Linked DNA regions of Homo sapiens: region 2 is linked to region 1. A link is a loop called in an ENCODE intact Hi-C map of the cell type or tissue named here. Cell type or tissue: heart left ventricle. All regions are shown on one strand. Each heading gives the region's core, and the rest is flanking DNA. Links, peaks and the distances in the headings are about the cores only.

Region 1 (8,377 bases), core at 146-8,145:
TCATGATGCAACTGACCCAACTCCACAGTGCAGTGTAGGATTCTGCAAACACCATCTTGTTATTCTCCGTAAATATCCCCCTTTCCTTCTTCTGGAGAAAATCTCAAGCTTCAATCACTGGGCCGTGAACCCGCCAAGACAGTGGCCTTTGAGTCAGTTTGAAAGAACAAAAATGCCTAGAGCCCTTCCTCCCCAAAGAAACATGGGATTGACAAGAAACTCTTTAGTCTCTCAACATACTAACATACAAATTAAACACATTGTTTAACACAAACTATACTTGCCCCATTAAAACTATCAGTCAAAAGACTCAGAACTAGCCAGGCTTGGTTCTTCTCCAAGCCAGACTTAAACACCAGCTCACAAGTTCCCACAACATCTGTTTCTAGATGCTTGATCTATCTCCCTGCCAATCATTCCTCCACAGGCAGGCAAAGGTGCCTTTTGAAGCTTCAAGGACTGATCTCAGGAGCATAGGATGGAGAACACACTCTCAAGGAGATGAAAAGCCCTTTTCAAGCCATGAGGGTGACCTCCTATAATGACCTTGACCCAAATGTTCTGGTGATGGCTGCTTCATGGGGAGCAAAAGGAATACTGTCTTAATAATAATTTATTGTCTATTTCAAAATACGCAGAAAAATAGATTTATAATGTTTCTGACACAAAGTAATGATAAATGGTTGAGGTGATGCATACCCCAATTAGCCAGATTTGATCATTATATATTGTATATGCTTGTATCAAAATACTGCATGTGTTCCATACATAGGTACAACTATAATATATCCATAAAACTTTTTTTTAAAAGGATGCTTCCTGAAAAACTGAGGCAAACTGCACTAAGTGATATTTATATCTTTGTATAACGCTGCAGAATGCTAGGAGTTCGTTCCACCATATTGACTAAATATACTTGCTAAGATAAGGTGTAACGATTCCATCTTTAACATTATAATAAAAAGAAACACCCGGGAGACTTCTTATGAGCCTCTATTTGATAATATGCCATGTGTATTATATATAGTTGGGTTACTTTTAACTGATTTTAACAACATAAAGGCAAATTTTCAAGTAATTGCAATGTTTTAATAAGCTAATTTTTAAAATTTATATTATATGAACTTTTTTCCTACCATTGATTTTTTCCCCCAGACTCTGACACCCCTCCGTACTCTTTTTTCTATCTCCCGGACCATATTAATAAGGTTCAGCAATCATTGTTTGCTGATTGAGTTTGACTTCCCATGTAATGCTTTGGGCAACGGATATTTGCATGCAGAGAAATGTGGTCCTCTCCTTGGCTCACCACCTCACTGCCAGGAAACTACCCCTTCAAGAGCTGACTGACCAGGGCTGGACAGTTAACTCACTCCTCCAGTCCAAATAATATGTTCCTTATTCATATGTTTTTATTCAATCATTCATTCATATTTTCATAATCTCTCTCTCCCTTACACACACTTATACACACATACACACACACACACACACGTGAATTTTTATAATTAAGTATATAAAGACTGAAAAATGGCAAATTCATCTTGGCAAATACCCAAAGTAAAGCCCATCAGCAGAGAATAAGAAACACTGAGTGATAAGATAGCTGAGAGTCCCCTGAGATCTTGGCCTTGGGCCGGGCTCCTTCTGCACCTTGGACCAGAACTGGCTTTGGACTCTTCAATCTTTGAACACATTTCCTTTTTTAGTTGCAGGCAAAACAATCATAAGCAAATGCTGTCCGTCACTGTTTTCCTACATGTACCCAATGCATTGAGGGAGATAACATACACTCCTGGGGTGGCCAGGAATGCAGAGGACCAGAAGCGAATGGGTCAATTAGCCACTAACCCTCCCCCGTCCACCTGCACTTCCTCCAGAGACATAGGCAAGTGTGCACTTGAGCACAAGTACATGCACACATGTGTACGATGGATACAGACATTCATCTTTATATTAACCCAGGCAGCAGCATGATCCGAAAAATGCCATCTATATTAACATCATCAGCTAGGGTTAATTGAATATCTGTTAAGTAACTTTGGTGTCAGCAAAAGTATCAAATTCTATTTTTAGACATCACATAATACAATAGATATTATTCAGTTTAAGCAGAATAGACACTACATCCTTTCATATATACATAATTCCTAAAGCTGAGTATTTCTTTGTACATTGCAATTATTTTTAGAGGAACGTAACTAAAACTTTTCCCTAAATATGATTTAAATAATAATTTAAATGTCAAAAATATTTTAATCTTATCCATTGCAAGAATTTATAATTTATAAACCTTTAAAAATTATATTCTTCTGAAATAAATTATATCAATTTTCTAATGTTATGTTACCCTAGTACAGGACTTGGCAAACTATAGTCAGCAGGCCAAATCAGGCCTACCACCTATTATTATAAATAAAGTTTTATTAAAACTCAGCCATCCATATTCATATACTTATTGTCTATAGCCGGCTTTGTACCATCATGGCAGAGTTGATGAGCCATACCAGAGATCACGTGGCCTGCAAAGTCTCTGCATTTACTATCTGGCCCTGTACAGAAAATGTTTGCAAAGTCTTGCTCTAGCCAATTATGGCAAAGTAACTTAAAAATTATTTCCCTCAAGCCCTAATTTTTAAAAAATAAAATGTCATCATGTTCAACCAAACTCAATAGATTCTGAATATCCTTCCAGATATTCTGAATATTCTGAATACCAGAATAGTAGATTCTGAATATTGCTGTCTTCAAAAACACTTATGGATTAAGAGGATAAGCAAGCAAATGTATAAGATAAATGTAAAAGAGACACATGACATATCTAAAATAGAATTAAAAGCACTTCACAAAACTGGGAAAATATTAAAATATGTTTTAGGATACTTTATGAATCAAGGGTTCTATAGGAATTACGTGACACCATCACATAAGATAATTTGAAGAAGGCTTGACAAGACAACTATCAACAAAGACACAGGTGTGGAAGAGGCAAACACAAGAGTTCCCAGTGGCTACTAAGGGGCCCAAAGGAATGCTGGGGGATAAAGGGTCATAAAGGGAGAGCCAGGTGGGTGTGGCTGCTGCGGTGTGAGGCCAGGGCCACAGCCAGTCCCAGGTAACCCAGTGGCAGCCAGTGGTGGGAATCGCAGCTCGGACTTCCCTCCCCTTTCTCCCACAGGCCTTCCAAGGACCTTTTCCATGGCCCTATCCAGCTGGCCGCGAGAGGGCACAGGGGCATGACAGCAGTCATAGAAGCTTCCCAGTACAGAGGCAGAAACAGACGCTGGGAGGGGCAAGAGAAAATAGCCAGCAGGAGTTCACTTTCTTTCGAAGATGATAAAACAGGAGAAAATAAATGTGAAACTGTTCTCTACAGTGTTTATATTTCTAGCCAAGAACACTCTCATGAATGAAATTCATTTTCTAAAATTAGGGCAATGCTAAGAATAAGTCTTTTCTCCAACATTAAAATAAAAATAAATTTACCAAAAAATGGTTGCATAATGAAGTGGCTGGAACCAAAATGTAGTCTTGGTAAGATTAAGCCCACAGTAGCTAATGTACAAGTTGTAAACTATATCTCATTCATATCATGTTGATATTTGAAAGAAGTAGAAATGAGGACACACAAAAAAAAGGAAAGCATTTTTACCTCATCCTTCAAACAAAAACAAAAGTATTTTTTCTCCCAAAATGATTTTTAAATTAAATGCTTCTTTTGTCAGAAAGTGAATCCTAGCGTAGTGACATTGCCATTGATGGTTTAAGCCTATTAGAGACCTGTGTTGCTCACGAAACATGTTGAATAGGACTCTAACAGTATTTTCACAAATGTTTTTCTCCCACATCCTCATCAATGAGATCTGGCATTTACTTCCAATCAGTGTATATGTCTTCATTTATATATTATAAACACATACAGCTGTGCATGTATATAAGTATATTTTAAATACAGTATACACATCTGAAAATAATGACATCAAGATAAAATGATTGATATTATAAAGTAAATATTATGTTATAGTCTGATTTAACAAAACTTTTTAAACTTAGTGCAATAATTTATGATAGAATGAATTAAAATTCTGTTTTCTACATTCAATTTATATTAATTTTTAGTTTAAAAACTTCTATAACTGAAGTGGACAACTCAAACAGATATATAAATCCAATTTCTTGGGAGGCTGAGGCAGATCGCGAGGTCAGGAGATTGAGAACATCCTGGCTGACACGGTGAAACCCCGTCTCTACAAAAAATACAAAAAATTAGCCAGGCGTGGTGGCACGTGCCGGTAGTCCCAGCAATTCAGGAGGCTGAGGCAGGAGAATCACTTGAACCCAGGAGGTGGAGGTTACAGTGAGACGAGATTGCGCCACTGCATTCCAGCCTGGGTGACAGAGCAAGACTGTCTCAAAAATAAAAAAAAAAAAATCCAATTACATCATTGGCTGTTTTTAATAAATTTTGATATACTACTTTTTCAACTTCATCTGCCAATTAGACAATGTTTTTTGTTGAAATTTGCCAAGCACATTTTCATCTTCACTGATGTCAATATCTTGTGCTCAAAAATTTATCAGAAAGATTAAAAAATGAGCTTAAAGTCCACTGAAACTTCCCTTTTGGGAGTTTTAAAAAAGGGTTAAAAGTACACATAAGACATTTCAAAAGTGAATTTTCTAAATTTATATATTTAAAAATCAGGTAAGATTGTTATTATAGTGATTGTTGAGCATCATCATTAACAACCAATTCACATAAGGACAGAAATCTTCTGAGGTATCTGATTTAAAAATTACTTTTAATTTTTTTATTTCAATAGGTTTTTTGGAAACAGGTGGTGTTTGGTTATATGAATAAGTTTTTTCGTGGTGATTTCTGAGATTTTGGGGGCACCTATCACCCAAGCAGGCTACACTGTACCCAATGTGTAGTCTTTTATCCCTCACCCCCTCCCACCCTTTCCTCTTAGTCCTCAAAGTCCATTGTATCGTTCTTATGCCTTTGAATAATTATAGTTAAGCACTCCCATTATGAGTGAGAACATATGATGTTTGGTTTTCCATTCCTGAGTTACTTCACTTAGAATAATGGTTTCCAGGTCCATGCAGCTTGCTGTAAATGCCATTATTTCATTCATTTTTATGATATACATATATATACACTACATTTTCTTTATCTACTTGTTGACTGATGGGCATTTGGATTGGTTCAATATTTTTGCAGTTGAGTATTGTGCTGCTATATTGCATGAGTTTCTTTTGGAAAGCAATTACGGTCTCATTAATTGTGAAACAAGACAATTTCTTTTCTACAGGTACCTACTATTCATCATACTATTAAAAATAACAGGAAGTTCAGCAAATTTAGATCCCTTATATCTTAAAAAAGGAGAAATAGGTACATAGAGATGATAGCGCTAGATATACAGAAACATTGATATATGTGTATATACATACACATCCATTGACGTTAAGCTTCACAATTTTTCAATATCTTAAATTAATGACAGCTCTTTAAATATGTTGCCACTAGGTATCCAGAGACCCTCCCTATAAAACAGAAAATAATGGTTCTTTCCCACCTCATTTCAAAACATTATAAATACTCTCCCATGTTAAATAACATAACACAAAAATGCACTTTACTGGAACTTGTAAGTCAAAACCCTTCCAATATTTCCCTGATTCCCTCAGGATGCCTTAGAAACTCACTTTGGCATGTGTCAGAGCTTGACATATTGAGCAAGTGAGGCACCAGCATCAACTTACATTTTAATATTAGTACATTTTACATTGCTGTGGTATAAACATTCTAGAAACAGAATTTCCCATTTTCTTTCCATCCGTCTCTTGAGATCACTGCTATTGACTCTAGACTACCTGCTTCAGAATCACATTTAGATGTTTGCTAAAAATGGTCGTTCTTGGCCACTGGAGTCAGAATCAATGAGAAGTGGAGTCACAAAACCCAGAGTTTAAACAAGTTCTGGATGCGGCAGATTTTGCACTTCGCGGATGGTCCCAGCAGCATGTCCCCCACAGGCTCTCCTGCATGCAACCTGCTGGTCATCCATCCACAACTGGAGTCTATTTCTCTACCACCTTGGATTCTGGAAAGCCTAACTCCTTTGACCAATAAAATATGACCGAAGAGCTCCTTTGCCAGTTCCAGGCATGGCCTTAACTGGCCTGGAAGCTTCATTTCCAGTCTCTTGAAGGCAGGTGCCATGTAAGAAGTTCAGCCATCCAGAGACCACCATGTTAGGAGAGAATAAAGAGATGACATGGTGGGCAAAATGACAAATGGAGAAGAAAGGAGGATGTAGAAGCAGGAAAGAGAGAGAGAGAGAGAAAGAGAGAGAGAGAGAGAAAGGAGACAGAGACAGATACCAAGGAGCAATGGCATGCAGTCCCTGTGAGTGGATCAACCACCTTGAATATGGAACCTCCAGTCCAAGCAGCCTCATCTGATGCCAACACAATCATAAACAAACTTCTCAGCCAAGTTCTTTTTTTTTTTTTTTTTGACTTTTGGAATTTTGGAATTTTGGAATTCCTGATCAACAAAATTGTGAGCAAAATAAAACGGTTGTTTTAAATCACTATGTTTTGTGGTGCTGATTAGGTAGCAATTAATAACTGAAACAAGAAGTCATTATTTTGCTACAAGTAAGGATGTCTAGTCAAGATTCTCTCCCTGCCCATCCCAAGTCTCCATACAGGAAGCCCCATTCCCCTACCTGGGATTTGCGGTGAGGCTGCAGCCCTAGAAAGATGGCTGGCTGTCACCCCTGCCTCAGGAGTCCTCGAGGCTACTTTTGGTCAACACTATAACTGAAGCAGAAGCAACAGTGGCGTTTAGAAGATGTCAAACATGGAAATAATGACTTCTTGGACTTATACAAGTATTTAACCCTCCTTTCCCTTTGTTGAATGCCTGACATCCCACGTTTGTAAATCAATTCTGTGAATCCTCCAGCCCATTTATGGTCCATAACTTAAATTGCATCAAATAATTTCAAACACGGTAGTTACCAGTATATACTTGATTTATAAAATTCACAGTTATAACAATATGTTAACTCGTTTACTCAATCTAAAACCTTAAGGAAAACATTACTATTATTCCTGAGAGGGAACTGAAATACAGTGAGATTAAGTAACTTGCCCGAGGACACACACCCAGTAAGTTGAGGCAGTGGCTACTCAGATCATATATCCCCAAACCCTCTTCATTACTGTCTTCAGTTATTAATACAGAAATTGTAGTTAGGATGTCAGGTAAATAAATGGTGAATTTCCATAAACCAAAGGGAATTTACAGAAATATTAACTATTCTAAAATTCTTTCCAAGTTTAAACAATCAATTTTCATGGTGATTTATTCAATAAAAGCTGCAAAAAAAACCATGTTTGTTTGAAAATACACACTCAAGTCCATACAAAGAAAAAAATCAACTGTTTAGATTATATGAGTAATTCAAAAGGTGAAGCAGTTTCTATTGTGTAGACCAGGGTTTCTCAACCAGGTGCGATTTTGCACCCCAGGGAACACGTGGAAGTGTCTAGAGACAGCTTTGGTTGTCATTACTAGTATGTGTGGGGTGTGCTACTGGCATCTAGGGGTACAGGCCAAGGATGCTGTTAAACATCCTACACTGCACAGGACAGAACCCCCATGACCAAGAATTATCTGGCCCAAAACATCAATAGTGTGCAGGTGCAGAAACCCTGATGCGAAACGTGATCGAGGCGTTTCTTCTGCCCTGATCATCCTTTCTTGTGGTCATCTCCTCTCCCTGCTCTGAGCCTTGGTAGCACTGTTTCATATCCCACACTGAATACCTTGTGATGGCACTGCCACTACCACTGTTCATTTTTCAGGTCCATAAATCTTATCTTGTCAACTGGAACGTGAGCTGCTAGAGAGCTCTCAGGTCTCTCTCTCTCTCTCTCCTGGAAGAATGTAGTGCAAGGAGGTGGCATCTGATATCTTTTTGTCAACACGGTTTATAATTTCTAATTTCTTGAATACTTGAAATGAAATACTCAAAGCCATCCAGGTAACTGCCTCCTTCTGAGAAAATGTCTTCCTTGAGTGTCTTTTACTTCTTAAGGGTTTAAGAAGCCATCTCCTCACCCAGGGCCATATGAAAAATAAACTTCCCTTTGTTTTAATTTCCAAGAGGAAGTTATCACCAAGGGACACAAACTTGAACTTTTGAACATGGAATGGTCAACATTCCAGCTTTTATACTCACTGTATGGACAATCAGTAATTGCTGCTTTTTAACAGTAGGAATAAATCTAATACATGTTATTAAATTCTGCATATTTTGTCACAGTTTGTGTTTGTGTAATTTTCCTTTCATGC
Region 2 (8,377 bases), core at 324-8,323, 210 kb after region 1:
ATGAATTTCCACAAATGAGACCTTAATCAGAACAGAGTCTATTCAGGACACATATTGATAATTATCGAGGTCAGTGGCTCCCCAACGCGGCTGCTCATCAGGAGGGCAGATGCTTCCTAATTGACACTGCTCCTAGCCCCCAGGCCCTGATCTTCTCACTTAGTAGGTCATGGATGAGTCAGCTTCTGCCAAATCCCCCCCTTCAATGCCCCCCTGAACCAAACTAACATTTGTACAGCACTTTAGAATTTCCACAATGTCCCTTATCCTCCTAATTTTTTAATTCTGTGCAAAATCATTGTTGCCATCTTTTAGATGAAAAAACACAGATTGTATAACGTGTTCCTGTTTTCAGTCAGTGAATAATAAATACCATGGGTTAAATTTAGATATTAGGCAAGAGATGTTTCCAAAACAAGTATTTTGTGCTTTAGACTAGCATATATCAGTGGCATCAAATCACGTACAAAAAATTATGCTTTCCAAAGTATCTGGTTCAAGTGTTCAAGGTTCTTCCTAAGAAATAACAAATGCAACCTTTGACATATTTCTTTTAAAAATTTTTAACTGTCCATATATATTAAAATATTTATTCTGAAATTACAACTAGAAATTTCAGTAAAAGAATATTTGTACCTATGTGCACAAACCAACTTCAAAACCAAAGTAATTGTAGGATATTCCAAAGTGTTTAAATTCTATTTTTCTTTCCCCTTTGAGGCTGCCATTATTTTAGGTAAAACAAAAATCTGTGTTCCTTCTAAGCCATAGGACTTCGATATCTTCAGGGATACCTGGCGTCCCTGTGAGTAATTACCCAGGCAGTGATTAAACCACCAATACTAGGAGTCAGCAGGCAGGCTGTGTCCACAATAGGAGTTTCTGAATAACAACGTCACACAAGAGCAAATTCAAGAGCTACCGTGAAGCCCACTCAAGGGAAAGCAAGCAAGTAAATGAGTTGAAACTGGAGGGGAGAAGCTGATTGTTACAGGAGTTCTCTTGCCCTTAGCTTTTACCCACCCAAGCAAGACAGCTTGGTTCTCTGTTTGCACAAGGACCATGTTTAGAAATAGAATCTGTGCTCCATCATTAAATATATATTTATTGAATCCCTACTAGTGCCAGGCCCTGTAGCAAGCCCTCGAATATGAAGGAACAAGACTGAGCCCCACTGTAAGGGAGTTTACATCATTGAATAACCAGCCCCTCAACAAGACTATAGTGAGACAAGCGTACACTCAGCAGGATGCGTCCACAGGAGGATGAAGAGAAAACTGGCGGGGCCTCCGGCTCCCACTAGTTCTTGACAGAGCAAACCCATTTTCTTTACATTTGAAAGTAGACAGTAATGGGTAAATAATAAATCAGACTATTTGTAGTTTATCCTTAATTCTTCCAGTTTAGCAATTTGTCCCTCTTATTTACTTAAACTCTTAATTCAGCCTGCTTAATTTTTCTTCATAGTATTTGTTTTTACCTGATCGACTGAATACTCATTGGTTTACTCATTACCCCTCTGCTCCCCTCTCCCATCCACACACACTAGAATGGAAACTTCATGAGGACCCAGATTTTTGTCACTGTTGTATCCCCAGCATGCTGGGTACATAGTGGGAACTCAATATTTCTTTTATTTCATTATTATTACTATTATTTTGAGAGGAATCTCACTGTCTGTCACCCAGGATGGAGTGCAGTGGCATGATCTCGGCTCACTGTAACCTCTGCCTCCTGGGTTCAAGCAGTTCTCCTGCCTCAGCCTCTCAAGTGTCTGGAATTACAAGCGTGTGCCACCGCACCCGGCTAACTTTTGTGTTTTTAGTAGAGATGGGGTTTCACCATGTTGGCCAGACTGGTCTCAAACTCCTGACCTCAGATGATCTGTCCACCTCGGCCTCCCAAAGTGCTGGGATTATAGGCAAGAGCCACCATGCCCAGCCTCAATATTTCTTAAGTGAACATTGGAATAATGTCAACTAATGAAGAATGTATAATTGTATAATCTGTTAAAATGCATTTCAGATGAAGCTTAAGTGTAATATACTAATAGAAGTTTATTTTATAAGGAAGCACTAGAAACTTCCACCTAGACAGTCCACAGAGGCCACTGAACTGTAATGAAGCAGCTATCACTAACATTAGAATTACAGTGAATATAGCCAAAAGAAATATTACCATGTTTTTTTCAGATCAGAAAATATGTCTAATTCAACCCAGCTGGGATGTGGCAGGGTCAAAATTTGAAATTCAGAGTTGTTGGAACTTAAGGTATAAACTCTGTCTGCTCGGTCACCAGCCTGCCTGCCAAGTAGTCAAGAAAAAAATGACCATCCTGGAGTATTCAATTACCTGAGGAAGGCTGGGTCTCCAAAGGGACTGCCTCGATTTTTCACTTCTACAGAATTTTTAGATATACATTTCCACAATTTACAGATAAGTCTATGAGGATCTTTTTAAAGCCCATAAAACCACACACACAACCTGCTACCAGCTACCAGGAGTGACAAAGCTCCGAGTGGAGCATTTGAGATAATCACCATTCATTTGTGTTTTAATATGCATAGAGAGAACAGGCCTTGAAATAGCCTTGCATATGAATTCAATATTTGTCTTTTAAACTAGTTAATCTGGTACAGTCTTACAAATGCAATGCCTTATTAAAGAGAGTATCACATGGTAGCATTTTTCTCTCCCCTTTAGTTGAGCACATTAGATACTTATAGGGACATGGTATTTCTCTCAGAAACACTTGGGAGCTAGTGAAGCCACAAAGCTAAGGAGATAATCAGCTGATGATCAATGATGAGCTCCCAAGAGTAACCAGCCTCTATATAGTCAGCATCACTGGTTTCTCAGGAAAAGCATCACCATTGTTCATCTTGCTGCAAAATGTATGCACAAGTATCTTTTTATTTTTAAAAAAGCCCTGACATTTTATGACTGCTGCTTTTCTAAGATATTTTCAAATATACAGTCCATACGGTTCAGACACAATGGACTGGGGATAGAGACGGCTATAGTGCCGATAATGGAGAAACTAGCCAGAGCTTCAGATATTTGTTTTCCAGGACATCTCAATAATTGGGTACACCTCACAATATGTGAGACTTGACGTCGAGTGGCACGGCATACTCTGGCGCAGGCACTTGATAAAGACTGTGTTTGCAAATACTTAGCCTGCACTTCAAGATACCAGGCATCTAAGCACGTCCCAGATGGTGACAGTTAATCTTCAAAAAACCCTATGTGGAAGTATTATCATTGTCCTCATTTTACAGATGAGGAAAAAGAGACACAGGGATGTCAATATCTTCCTCAAGGTCACACAGCAAGTAAGTGATGGAACAGTGGCTCAGCCATGAAGCTATTGCTGTTAACCACTAGGTTGATTTGCCTTCATTAATTTCTTCCTAAAACTGCACATTTCCCGTTAGTCCCTCTTTTGGTCTGTCGTTTGACTCTTGGCTACTGCTTAGAGGAAGATTCATTCTATTATTTTCTAACTTAGTAAATTATGTGCAACTCCTTGGGGACATGACACAGGCAAAGCTGTATACAGAGATGTATGCCAAGACACCATCCCAAGTTAACCCTAACAGTCTATCTGATCCTGTATGTAAGTGGGTATATTGTAAATATTTTTAAATTTTCTGTATACTACGATGTTTTGATAGTTTAAAAAAGCCTTCTGGCTGGGAAGAGACTGCCCCTCCCTGGGCTAGTCAGTTCTTAAAGATGGCCATGGGCCCAACCTGGAGCTTACCTTTGATATGAAAACTAACTGATGCAGAGCCACACCTCCTCTGTTTGGGCCATATGGCCCCAGGAGGCACTACTCCTCTGTCATAACCATCCTGGGGCCAGGCACCACATTTATGATAATATATTTGGAAGTATATCATTATCATAATCTGAGGTGTCTAAATACAGCAATGTCACCACGAGGGGAAAAGGACTTTCATTCACCATCCATCGAATTCTTTGGAGATAATTACAAACTTTGTAATACTTTATTTCGGTTCAGAAATACAATTTAGAAATTTTAATACAAATTTCTGGAAGTTCTGACATTTTTAAAAGATAAATTTAAGCTTGTTATCCTTCAGCTTGCTCAGACTACTGTATGGATGCTACGTGGAAGGTGGTTGATCATTGAGGGACCATCATTATGAAGATGCGGGGTCCACAGCGTACATTTCCCAGCCGAGATATAGCAGCAGGGAATAAAACAGTGGGAACAGTAGATCAGCCTCATATTGCAAATCGGCGGCACACACCCTGGAGTCGTTTGTTTCCCATGAGCACGTTGTCTAAGTACTACGATAACCAACTATGACCCAGTAACCTTGTCATGCCTGGGGCCATTATGACTCAAGACTGCATACCTGGAATCAAACTTAAACTGTGAATATATATGGCATGTTTAGCATGATTTGGGCTGGGTTAGGTGTGGAATTGTTAGCCTGTGTTTTCGTCTGTATTTATTTGACATGTTCTGTGTATATGATTAACAATTACAGAATTCACTCTATCAAACAGATATATTAGTTATGGCAAGCTATAAGGAACGTAATGAAAATGTATGAATGCTGCAATTATGACAATGCCGCAACTATGTGTGTAAACGCAAAGCAGTGGATGTAAACATAGGCAGCGAAAGGTCCTCCTCCTACCTTCCATGAGAAGGAGGCTTGTGCTTTTGTGGTGCCACCTGGTGGAACAAGGGAGATGAGAGAAGAGAGTCCTGAAATGGTTAACTGGCCCCTAGAGACACTCTTCACAATAATCCAAGTCCTATGCTCTTAAAACTTCACAAACCTTTATGGAGCACTTGAAAAACAATTTTTTAAGGAAAAACATCAAAGAATTTAGTGTCGTGTCCTTATTTTCTTTCCACCTCACCTGACTCAATTTCCCCACATGAAAAAATGTCATCAAATGCCAAATAAAGAAAAAAGCAGAGAATGGATAAGAACAAGGGGTGTATTTGCTAATGAATGCACTCCAAAACCACAGAAATTAACAAGGTTACAAAGCAGCCTAGCTTCCAATGGAACACAAAGGATGCCTCATTGACCTAGTTATTTGCATGTTTGTCTTCTTCCTCCATTAAACTGCAAGCTATCTGAAGTCAAAGTAACATTATCAGTCAATACCTTACATAGAGAGTACACTCTATAAATAAACTAATGTATGAACAGGAAGTTTGACAGGCAGCATCTTTACTCATGGTCCAGAAATGGACAGTTCAGTTCTTTAGTATTTTACTTCTCTTTTATCGCTCAAGACAAAGGATACTACAGCAATAGCAGATAAATAACAAAACCACAACCCCATCTATACACAGATATTGCTGTTACCTTCAAAGTGTCCCAGTCTGGTTGTGTATCATTAACTTTCATCCACTAATAACAAAAACCAAACATCACATGGAGCACAGAGCACAGAAGTGCTTCCATCATAGAGTAATATAGCAAGAAGAAACCGAAATAAGAAGGCTTGGGGAAAAAAGTCTGAAGCTGGTTCTGCCCTGAAAAAAAAAAGGTTTTATTTTACAGCAATAGGTTCATAAATAAATAGAAAACAATAAGAAAATATATGAGATCTGAAGCTCCATTAGCCAGTATCCATCTGTTACTCATATTTTAATATCTTCTATATCACCCTACAGCGCAACATATGCAATTAAGAAGAAATGGCTATGCAACTTTTTGGAGATAAGTTATTGTCAATGGGCCAACCACACAGAGCCAGATGTAAATTACTAAGTCAATTTAGCACCAGTTTATAAAGTTTTGATTAATCCTCAGCTCATTTTATGTTATTATAATGCATTATTAAATGCAGCGCATGGCTTGAACTTGCTCCTTCATAAATTCACTACATATTGATCCTGATGGTGGGGCGGATGTCATCCCCATGGGGCCTCTGAAGTGATATTCTTTCCAAATGACAAGAGAGCTTCTGCTCATAAGACACATGTTAAGAAATATCTGGCAAAACAGCAAACCTTCCAACGGTTTTCATCATGTTAGCTTTTGACATGTGCATTTGTAATGAAAGTGCGTCTTGTAGTACCAGCAAGACACTCATTTTCTCCTAACTGATCCAGACATCATCCCACTCCATCCTCAGGGAACCCACTGAGCTGATCCATGCTGATGTCACACAATGGCCCACACTGAGGTTTGCTGAGGATAGGGCACTGGATAAAATACAGGACACCCAGTTCAATTTGCATTTAAGATAAATTATGAATAACATCTTAATATAACTATATCACATGCAGTATATAGGGTATACTTATACTGAAAAATTTGCTAATTCTGGCAACCCCACATGCAGAGTTTCAGGTTGTGGTCTGTGCCTGGCTGCGGTCCACATTATATGTGTTTTAGGAGAGGAATATGTTTATGCTACAATTCCAAGCACACTTGCTCCCTCCTGAGGCTTTCCCTGCCTTCCTGGAGCTTGCCAACACACCTCTTCTAATCTGGCGTTGACTGTATGAGAATCTTTCATCAATATCTTCAGAAGTTAAACTGTTAATTAAATATCAAGCTAAGTTAATATCCTAGTGGAAGAATTAACCATCCCTGCCTTTATGAAAAAAATCTAGATACTAATATAATGGTCCCTGTGTGAGGCTAGAATTTCTTACACTGATTTTCTTGATATTTATGATGATTTAATACAAAGACTATGGGAAGAATCAACAATATTCTGAATAAAATGGCTTTTATCCAATTAAAATATACTTGGATAACAAAACACCACAGCAGTTTCATGCAATTGTGTCAAAATGGTTGCTAACACAATTTAATCTCTGACCTCTATTTGAAATTTCCTATAACACAGAAAACTAAAGTCTATGCTTACTTGCATTCTTAAAATGTAGAAGGCTGAGATAAGAGAAACTAAATTGCCAATGAATTACCTTTACTCTAAAGATAAGTGTCAACATATACATATGTGTCTACGTGTGTGTGTATTTGTGTGTGTGCATGAAATACTGTATTAAGTATACATATAAAAACATACACACACATCCTTCTGAGTTTTTTCCTATGTAGAGAATACAGAAAGAGCATTAAGTGGGCAAAGGAAAGCATCCAAAAGCAATGTCAGCAATGGAGGAGTTCAGAAACATGAAGTAGATGCTGATGTTAGCCATATCCCTTCCCCTACTCAAGAGAAGGAACGACCAGCTCCCTTCCCTCCTCCTGCTGGAATCCGGGCTCTGGGCTGCAGGGGCAGCAGCTGTTTACACCCTTTAAGTACTGACATGAAGACAAAAACTACTCGCCAAAGATGACTGAGCAAAAGAGAAAAAAGCCTGGGTTCCAATCGTCACCCCAAGAGCACCCAAGGACTCAGGACACATAGCTGTTACATGACAAAAACACAGGTCTTGGTTGGCTAATGTGCCACCAATTGGGTTTTCCCATAGGTGCAGCTACTCATTTTCCTGTTACAAAATGGAAAACCCAAAACTTTCCATTCATCCACCCGTAGAAAACATAACTTGCTCAGTTTCTAGATTGTTCTACTGTAATTACTAAGCATAAGATGGAATTGAGGTATCTATATTTTTTTGTGGCCTAGAGACTATATTCAAACTGATGAAGGCTACCACAGAAACCTAAATGGACAAATATTTAATCATGAGCATTCTGAATTGGCTCTTACTCTTTGTCCCTAAATATTTTTTTAAATAAAAAACAACAATATTGAGGAAGTCACTGAAAGATCCAGGTTAAGAACTGAGGAAACACAACACATTCCTGTGTTCAGCATGGTTATTTCTCCTTGAGGGTAGGGTTTATTTCTCTGTAGCAGTTAAGACAGAGGATGGGTGTAACACGCATAGTTGGAATTTAAATAAAAGCAGAAGCAGCCAACTATTTGCAACATGATGAAGTTCCCTATATATTTAAGGAATTATCCACAGATATATATGAATATCAGAGGCACCATTTGGCCCAGGGTGAGAATGCCAGGCTGAGCCAACCATACTTTAAGCACATGTGATTTGAAGTAGCTGAGACATTCATGACAAGACTGACAGTATCCCAGCAAAAACTTAGGCCAGAGATAGCAGAGAGCTGGCCTGGAGTCGCTTTCAGCTGTGGGTATCTCTAAACATCCTGTGTCTTGAGCTTACAGAGTTGCATGGGCTTCCTCAAGTGTCAGCCAGCCTAGTCCTGCCCAAGGAAACATGTGCTGAGCTTGTCACTTGGTACTTGGCAGGCTCGCAGAGAAACCAGAGAGCGCAGTCATAGTGGGAGGCCTTTAGCACTGCAGTCCTCAACTTCAAGGAGAGGAGCAAGCCTTTGAAATCCACCAGAGACAAGATGCCTGAGAAAACAGGGGC

The links. A loop is a pair of places that touch in the nucleus more often than their neighbours do. Peaks named below come from ENCODE experiments on the same cell type or tissue, not always from the same donor. Only the 100,000 strongest peaks of a DNase experiment are listed, where the experiment ranks them.
Region 2: it touches region 1 in a loop (2.0-fold over the local background); 2 of 110 quality-filtered maps call a loop at or near these places.

What each region holds. Positions count from the first base shown.
Region 1 is chr5:9,285,250-9,293,626 of GRCh38, forward strand. All of the region lies in intron 5 of SEMA5A (semaphorin 5A), which reads right to left. Among named protein-coding and RNA genes, the nearest start is that of SEMA5A-AS1, 220 kb to the right of the region's middle. In heart left ventricle, for the core only: a CTCF peak has its summit at 3,218 (motif pointing right); a DNase peak (open chromatin) is centred at 3,212; H3K27ac peaks cover 940 bases.
Region 2 is chr5:9,494,402-9,502,778 of GRCh38, forward strand. The region is part of intron 1 of SEMA5A (semaphorin 5A); the gene reads right to left. Among named protein-coding and RNA genes, the nearest start is that of SEMA5A-AS1, 13 kb to the right of the region's middle. In heart left ventricle, for the core only: a CTCF peak has its summit at 4,725 (motif pointing left); no DNase peak of the experiment used is centred there; H3K27ac peaks cover 1,843 bases.